2 separate regions of the Homo sapiens genome follow, and region 2 is linked to region 1. A link is an interaction called in ENCODE POLR2A ChIA-PET data of the cell type or tissue named here. Cell type or tissue: Panc1. All regions are shown on one strand. Each heading gives the region's core, and the rest is flanking DNA. Links, peaks and the distances in the headings are about the cores only. Region 1 overlaps ITPKC (inositol-trisphosphate 3-kinase C). Region 2 holds the start of SPTBN4 (spectrin beta, non-erythrocytic 4).

Evidence for each region. Peaks named below come from ENCODE experiments on the same cell type or tissue, not always from the same donor. Only the 100,000 strongest peaks of a DNase experiment are listed, where the experiment ranks them.
Region 2: POLR2A ChIA-PET joins it to region 1 with 5 read pairs; 2 of 35 experiments call an interaction of 5 or more read pairs at or near these places.

Annotation. Positions count from the first base shown.
Region 1 is chr19:40,730,829-40,735,213 of GRCh38, forward strand. It overlaps ITPKC (inositol-trisphosphate 3-kinase C), which reads left to right. Exons shown (of 7, transcript NM_025194.3): 4 at 2,332-2,536. Among named protein-coding and RNA genes, the nearest start is that of ITPKC, 16 kb to the left of the region's middle. In Panc1, for the core only: no CTCF peak of the experiment used is centred there; no DNase peak of the experiment used is centred there.
Region 2 is chr19:40,466,555-40,470,939 of GRCh38, forward strand. It overlaps SPTBN4 (spectrin beta, non-erythrocytic 4), which reads left to right and starts at 447. Exons shown (of 36, transcript NM_020971.3): 1 at 447-751. In Panc1, for the core only: no CTCF peak of the experiment used is centred there; no DNase peak of the experiment used is centred there; H3K4me3 peaks cover 201 bases.

The DNA of each region.
Region 1 (4,385 bases), core at 294-4,293:
CTTCTGTGACCAAATGTTTAGGTTTTTTAACCCCACACACCAAGCAACGGACACCAGCTGGATGTCCTCCAATTCAAGTCTAAAACCATCTACCTGGAAATAGTGTCAGATCCCACAGGTTGGGGACTCAGTCCCCAAGACTGCCCCCCAGTTACAGACACCAGTCATAAGTTCAGGCCTTCGAAACTTCTGACTGATTGGCTCCAAGTTGGAGTTCCCATGTCCTCCTCTTTGGGTTCAAATAATTTGCTGGAGTGGCTCAAATAACTCAGGGGGATACTTACTTACCTTTACTGGTTTAATATAAAGCAGGGGTCCCCAACCCCTGGGCCGCAGACCAGTACCGGTCCATGGCCTCTTAGGAACGGGGCCCCACCGTAGGAGGCCAGCGAGCATTACCGCTTGAACTCCACCTCCTGTCAGACTAGCGGGCAGGAGATTCTCTGGAGGGCGAACCCTATTGTGAACTGTGCCTGCAAGGGATCTAGATTGTATGCTCCTATGAGAATCTAATTGATACTTGATGACCTGAGGTAGAAGAGTTTCATCCAGAAACCATCCCCCTCACAGTCTGTGGGAAAAATTATCTTCTACAAAACCAGTCCCTGGTTGGGTACTGCTACAAAGGATACTGCAAAAGATGAAGAGAAGTGTAGGGCAAGGTATGGGGGAAGGGGTACGGAGCTTCCATGCCCTCCCTGGGCGCACCACGCTCCAGGAACCTCCACAGGGTCAGCTATCTGGAAGCTCCTGAGCCCAATCCTTGGTTTTTTTTTTTTTTTTTTTTTTTTTGAGAGGGAGTCTTGCTCTGTGTCCCAGGCTGGAATGCAGTGGCCTGATCCGCCCGCCTTGGCCTCCCAAAGTGCTGGGATTAGAGATGTGAGCCACCATGCCCAGCCTAATCCTTGGGTTTTTATGGAGGCTTTAAGACACCAGCATTCCTTCCCCCAGAGTATAGGGTGGGATCCTCTCTGGGGAGGGTCCTAAGACCCACAGTCAGGAAGGTGGGGAAAGATTAGAGTCCTGCCTTGGGGCAGGTGAAAGGAGGGCAGGAGGAGGTCAGAGATTTTGGTTTCTTGAGCCAGCTTCTGAGATCTAACACACCTAAAATTATAACAAAAGATTGTGGCTGGGCGCAGTGGCTCATGCCTGTAATCCCAGCACTTTGGGAGGCCAAGGCAGGCAGATCACTTGAGGCCAGTTCAAGACAAGCCTGGGCAACATGGTGAAACTCTGACTCTACTAAAAAAATACAAAAATGTGCCAGGTGTGGTGGTATACTCTTGTAATTCCAGCTACTCAGGAGGCTGAGGTGGGAGGATCACTTGAACCCGGGAGGTCCTAGAAGTTGCAGTGAGCCAAGATCACGCCACTGTACTCCAGCCTTGGTGACAGAGCAAGACTCCATCTCAAAAAAAAAAAAAAAAAAAGGCTGGGCGTAGTGGCTCACACTTGTAAATGGGAGGCAGAGGCAGGCCGATCACGAGGTCAGGAGTTCGAGACCAGCCTGGCCAACATCGTGAAACCCCATCTCTACTAAAAATACAAAAAATTATCCGGGTGTGGTGGCGGGCACCTGTAATCCCAGCTACTCAGGAGGCTGAGGCAGGAGAATCGCTTGAATCCGCGAGGCAGAGGTTGCAGTGACCCGAGATCACCACCATTCCATTGCACTCTAGCTCGGGCGGGCGTCAAAAAAAAAAAAAAAAAAAAAAAAAAGATTGTAACAAGGGCTATGAGAGTTACCAGCCAGGAACCATAGAGGGAAACCAATATACATTGTAACTAACACCGGGTCTCGCTATGTTGCCGAGGCTGATCTTGACTTTCTGGGCTCAAGTGAACCTCCTGCCTTGGCCTCCCAAAGTGTTGGGGTTACAGATGTGAACACTGCACCTGGCCCTACCTTTAATTTAGTCCAGTTTGTCAGTTTTTTTCATTGTGTTTAAGAAATCTTTTCCTACTCCAAGATCATGCAAATATTATGTTTTCTTCTACAAGCTTTATTGTTTTAGCTTTCATATTTAGACCTACATTCCAGATAGAATTAATGTTTCTGTGTGTGGGAGGTAGGGATCAGGTTCATTTTTTTCCATATGGATTGTTGACCCAGCACTGTTTATTGAAAAGACTTCCCTTTCCCCACTGAATTGCAGTGCCTAGTCATAACTGCACAACTCTACGTGTGTGTCTTTGTGGACTCTGTTGTATTCTGTGCATTGATTTGCCCATTCTTGTGCCACACTGTGGCTTTATGTCTTAATATCAGGAAGGGTAAGCCCTCCAGTTTGTTCTACATAATTTCCTTTGTCACATCCTCTGTGTGCTCAGGACCTATCTGGAAGAGGAGCTAGTGAAGGCACGGGAACGTCCCCGTCCCCGGAAGGACATGTATGAGAAGATGGTGGCTGTGGACCCTGGGGCCCCTACCCCTGAGGAGCATGCCCAGGGTGCAGTCACCAAGCCCCGCTACATGCAGTGGAGGGAAACCATGAGCTCCACCTCTACCCTGGGCTTCCGGATCGAGGGCATCAAGGTGAGGACCAGGAACCGCCTGGCCTGTCCCGGGAAGGCCTATAGCCAGATCCCAGGCAGGGCTTCTTGGGGAAAGCCACGAGAGAGTGCAGGAGACGGCGTGGGATGAAAGGCTGGGGCTGGGGAAGCCCAGCCTCTTTCTTACCTCCATACCCATCAGAGCCCAGGTTCTGTTTATCCGTCTGCCTGAGCATCTCCTGAGTCCATCTTTTCCTCCTCTCCTTCTCCATGGTCATGTCCTAGTCCAGCCCCATCTTCTCCTGCCTCTGTCTCCCTGGGCATCCTGGCCCTGGTCTCCCTGCAGCACAAGAGCTGGAGGGATCCCTTTCCCCCAGCTATGGAGAAGGTTTCTCTTTTTCTTTCTTGCATTCCTTTTTCTTTGTCAAATTAAATATAATTGTATGAATAGGCCAGGCATGGTGGCTCATGCCTGTAATCCCAGCACTTTGGGAGGCCAAGGCAGGAGGATTGCTTGAGGCCAGGAGTAGTTCAGGACTAAGCTGGCCAACATAGGGAGCTTCTGTTTCTAGAAGAAAAAAAAATTGTTTGAATAGCTAGTCACACAGTTCAAAAGTCAAAATAATATTATAAAAGGGTAAATGTGGAGAAATTTCTCTCCCAACTCTGCTGCTGTCCTTCCCATTCTGTCCCTCTATCCCTCTACCTGCTCATGGGGAACCACTTTGTCAGTTTCTTGTATTTCTTCCTGTTAGTGCCAGTAAATGGAGTTGTAGATCCGAAATGTTCCTCAGTACGCATACTGATTGGTACTTTGCTATTTTCACTTAATAGTAACACCCTGCAGAGTTTTCCACATCATTCCATAGAAAGCTTCCTCTTTCTGTTTTTTTTTCCCCCACAGCTATGTAACACTGTTTTTGTGACTGTGCCTGGTCCCCTATAGACAGACACCTGGGTTGTTTCCATTTTTTGCCATTAGCAGGCCTCAAAGAATCACTTTGTATATAAGACATTTTGCAAGTATGCAGATTGAGCTGTAGATTTCCAGAAGCAGGACTCCTGGGTCAAAGCTTAAAGGCATGGGAAATTTGCGAGAGATGACCAAACTTCCACTCTCGGTGTTATGCCACTGCACATCCCACCAGCAATGTATGAGAATGCCTGTTGCAGATCCGACCATGCCATTCTCCTGTTCGAAACCCTTCTGTGGCTCCCTAGTACCTTGAAGTGAAGTTCCATAGCCTGTAGGGCCCTCTAGGATCTAGCCTCTTCTCTCTCATTCTTCTCTTTTCTTTTTTTTTTGAGAAAGAGTCTCGCTCTGTCACCCAGGCTAGAGTGCCATGGCACAGTCTCAACTAATTGCAACCTCCACCTCTTGGGTTCAAGCGATTCTCCCACCTCAGCTTCCTGACTTGACGTGATTACTGGCACGCACTACCATGCCTGGCTAATTGTTGTTTTTTTTTTTTTTTTTGAGACAGAGTCTCGCTCTGTTGCCCAGGCTAGAGTGCAGTAGTACAGTCTTAGCTCACTGCAAACCTCTGCCTCCCGGGTTCAAGCGATTCTTCTGCCTCAGCCTCCCAAGTAGCTGGGATTACAGGTGTGCACCACCGCTCCTGGCTAATTTTTGTATTTTTAGTAGAGACAGGGTTTCACCATATTGACCAGGCTGGTCCTGAACTCCTGACCTTGTGATCCACCCGCCTTGGCCTCACAAAGTGCTGGGATGATTACAGGCGTGAGCCACTGTGCCCGGCCTAATGTTTGTATTTTTAAGAGAGGCGGGGTTTCACTATGTTGACCAGGCTGATCTTGAACTCCTGGCCTCAAGTGATCTGCCTGACTTAGCCTCCCAAAGTGCAGGGATTATAGGCGTGAGCCACCACGCC
Region 2 (4,385 bases), core at 297-4,296, 260 kb before region 1:
TGTGGGTGTCTGTGTTGAGCTGCTCATTGTGACCCCCTGTGACTATGATGTGTGAGGTGCGGCGGTGCAGCATGTGCGGGGCGACTGCTATGAAGGTTCGAGTGTGTAGAGTGTGTGACACTGTGGCTGTGAAGCTGTGCGTGATGTGTGGGCCTATGACACTGTTTGTGACTGCCGGGGAGTGTGCGGCTGTGTGTGACAGGTGCATTTGTGTGTGACGCCGCGTGGGCGGTGGTTACCCTATTGGATTTGTGTGGTGGTGGGTGACACCGTTCCAGTGTGGACGCCGCGTGTGACGGCGTGAGGGTGTGACCCCGTGAGACCCCACAGGAGGGAGTGACGGCGCGCAAGCGCGTGGATGCGGGGGTGAGTTTGTGCGCCGAGGCCCCCGCGAGTATGGCAGCGTGGCGAGCGTGACCCCGTGGGAGTGTGCAGCGCGTGACGCCGCCGTGCCCTCGCGAGTGCAGCCGTGCACCCCACGCCGCGGCCGGGTGTGACTGCGCGTGGGCCTCGGGCGGCGGGGCGCGGGGACCGCGGGCGGGAGGGGGTCCCGGGGGCGCGCTGAGCGCGGCGGCGGCGCGAGAGAGGGAGGCGCGGCGGCGCATGCGGATCTGGCTGAGCCGCGGGCCGGCGGGGCCGAGCTGAGCCGGGCTGGGCCGGGCCGGGCCGGGCCGGGCAGCGGACGCCGACAGGGAGGGCGGTCGGTCGCGGCGAGCAGCGGAGACAGCGACGCTGGCGGCCGCGGGCCCAGGTGAGCTGCTAGGGGGGCCGACAGCCCCTCCCCCAAGTATGTCCCCACCTGGCGAGCATCCCTCCTCCGCGCGCACGGGGCATGGCTGGAGCCCCGGGTCTCCCCGGCTGGAGGGAGGCAAAGGGTCGAGGGCAGGACGAGCCCACAACCCCCCCACCCGGTCTAGCTTCCGCGCCACGCGTGGGTCTTACCCCCAGGCCTTGTCCTTCCCAGGCCCCCTCCTTGGGCGCAGTGTCTGGACCGCAGGGAGAGAGGCGCGGCCTGGGAAGGGTTAAAGCCTCTGATGCCACCGCAGCCCAGCGCCCCACCAGCCTTTGCGGGGGGGGGGGGGTGTTGGGGGGAGGCTCGCAGGACACCCCTTCCCGGCTTCCCTATTACCTGCTCCCTTCCTTCCCATTCAATCGCGTTATGGCCAGAGCTGATCCTCGGCCTGGCCAGAGGGCTAACAGGAGTGCTAAGGGCCTCCCCATCTCTAAGTGTCTTCCACTGAAGAAAACAGCTGTAACCACCGTTTAACAGGGAGGGAAACTGAGGCACAGAAAGGCCAAGTTAAAGATACTCGGTTAAAGATACAGCAAGAATAAAGCGGAACTTGAACTCATTTCTGTCTGACTCCAGAAGAGGCAAATCGATTTGCTGAGATGTGTGAGGAAAAGATGAAGAATAATAGCAAGGAACATGTATCAAGGGCTTGCAGTGTACCAGATACCATGATCCCTGCATTAATAACTTACCTCTTCAAACACCGCTAAGAAACGGGTACGATTATCATTACTTTTTTTTTTTTTTGAGACGGAGTTTCACTCTTGTCACCCAAGTTGGAGTGTAATGGCGCGATCTTGGCTCACTGCAACCTCTGCCTCCCGACTTCAAGCAGTTCTCCTGCCTCAGCCTCCCAAGTAGCTGGGATTACGGGCATGAGCTACCATGCCTGGCTAATTTTGAATTTTTAGTAGACATGGGGTTTCACTATGTTGGTAAGGCTGGTCTCCAACTCTTGACCTCAGGTGACCCACCCACCTCCTTGGCCTCTCAAAGTGCTGGGATTATAGGCGTGAGCCACCGCCTGGCCTACCCTTTTGTGTGTGTGTGACAGAGTTTCATTCTGTCATTCAGGCTGGAGTGCAGTGAGTCAATCTCAGCTCACTGCAACCTCCATCCCCCAGGTTCAAGCGATTCTCCTGCCTCAGCCTCCCAAGTAACTGGGACTACAGACACGTGCCACCACGCCTGGCTAATTTTTGTATTTTTTTTAGTAAAGACCGGGTTTTGCCATGTTGGCCAGGCCGGTCTCGAATTCCTGGCCTCAAGTGATCCACCTACCTTGACCTCCCAAAGTGCTGAGATTATAAGCATGAGCCACCGTGCCGGGCCATCATTACTATTTTGCAGATGAACAAACTAAGGCCCAAAGAGTGGAAGTATTTCAGCCAAGGTCACACAGGTGGTAGGTAGCTGTGTGCTCACTTTCACTTTTCCATGGAAGGAGGGAAGAACAAAAATGGATTTGGGACTGGGCACAGTGGCTCACATGTGTAACCCCAGCACTTTGGGAAGTTGAAGTGGGCAAATAGCTTGAGCCCAGATGTTTGAGACCAGCCTGAGCAACATAGTGAGACCCCCTCTCTACAAAAAATACAAAAATTACCTGGTCATGGTGGAGCTTGCCTCTAGTCCCATCTACTCAGGAGGCTGAGGTGGGAGGATCGCGTGAGCACAAGAGTTGGAGGCTACAGGGAGCTATGATTGTGTCACTGCACTCTAGCCTGGGTGATAGAGCAATACCTTGTCTCAGAAAAAAAAAAAAGATTTCAATGTGTCCCCCTAAGGGACAATTTCCACTCTACTCACTCTACTGACCAAGACTTAGACCCTGCCTTCCTAGAATTCAGTGGGTTGGCAATTGTCTGGGTCTTTTGAGGACATTGATCTCCCAACTTCCTCCTTTGTTAGTCTTTTTTTTTTCCTTTTTCTTTTGAGAAGGAGTCTTACTCTGTCGCCCAGGCTAGAGTTTAGTGGCACAATCTCGGCTCACTACAACCTTCGCCTCCCGGTTTCAAGCAATTCTCCTGCCTCAGCCTCCTGAGTAGCTGGGATTACAGGCACCTGCAACCTTGCCCACCTAATTTTTGTGTTTTTAGTAGAGATGGGGTTTCACCATGTTGGCCAGGCTGGTCTTGAACTCCTGACCTCGTGATCCACCCGCCTCAGACTCCCAAAGTGCTAGGATTACAGGTGTGAGCCACCACGCCCAGCCGTTAGTCTTAGAATCAGGCCTGGGGGCCCAGAAGGTAAAGGAGATACATCTAATGTCACTTAACCCTTTAAATTTCTTCTCTTTTTTTTTGTTTTTTTTGAGATGGAGTCTCACTCTCTCACCCAGGCTAGAGTGCAGTGGTGCGATCTCGGCTCACTGCGACCTCCGCCTCCTGGGTTCAAGCAATTCTCCTGTCTCAGCCTCCTGAGTAGCTGGGATTACAGGCATGTACCACCATACCCGGCTAGTTTTTATATTTTTAGTAGAGGCGGGGTTTCACCATGTTGGCCAGGCTGGTCTGGAACTCCTGACCTCAGGTGATTCACCCACCTTGGCCTCCCAAAGTGCTGGGATTACAGGTGTGAGCCACTGTGCCCGGCCAATTTCTTCTTTTTTTAAATAATTTTTTGTTTTCTATTTTTTTATTTTCATTTAATTTAATTTTATTTTTTCTGAGATGGGGTCTCACTCTGTCGCCCAGGCTGGAGTGCAGTGGCACGATCTCAGCTCACTGCAACCTCTGTCTCCCAGGTTCAAGCGATTCTACTGTCTCAGTCTCCTGAGTAGCTGGGATTATAGGTGCACAATGCCATGCCTGGCTAATTTCTTGTATTTTAGTAGAGATGGAGTTTCACCAAGTTGCCCAGACTGGTCTCGAACCCCTGAGCTCAGGCAATCCACCCGCCTTGGCCTCCCTAAGTGCCAGGATAACAGGCATGAGCCACCGTGCCCGGCCTATTTTTATTTTTTTATTTTTGTTTGAGATGGTGTCTCGCCCTGTTGCCCAAGCCGGAGTGCAGTGGTGCCATCTTGGCTCACTGCAACCTCTGCCTTCCCAGGTTCAAGCGATTCTCCTGCCTCAGCCTCCTGAGTAGCTGGGATTGCAGGCATGCACTACCATGCCCAGCTCATTTTTGTATTTTTAGTAGAGATGGGGTTTCACCATGTTGGCCGGGCTGGTCTTGAACTCCTGACCTCAAGCGATCTGCCTGCCTTGGCCTCCCAAAGTGCTGGGATTACAGGTATGAGCCACTGTGCCTGCCCCCTCCACTTTAAATTTTTCTTCTTCTTCTTCTTCTTTTTTTCTTGAGAATGAGTCTTACTCTGTCGCCCAGGATAGAGTGCAGTGGCACAATCTCAGCTCATTGCAACCTGCGCCTCCTGGGTTCAAACGATTCTCCTCCCTCAGCCTCCTGAGTAGCTGAGATTACAGTAGCCCGAAACCACACCCAGCTAATTTTTGTATTTTCAGTAGAGACCGGGTTTCACCATGTTGGCCAGGCTGGTCTCGAACTCCTCACCTCGTGATCCGCCTGCCTCGGCCTCCCAAAGTGCTGGGATTACAGGCAGGACCCACTGTGCCCAGCCCCATTAATG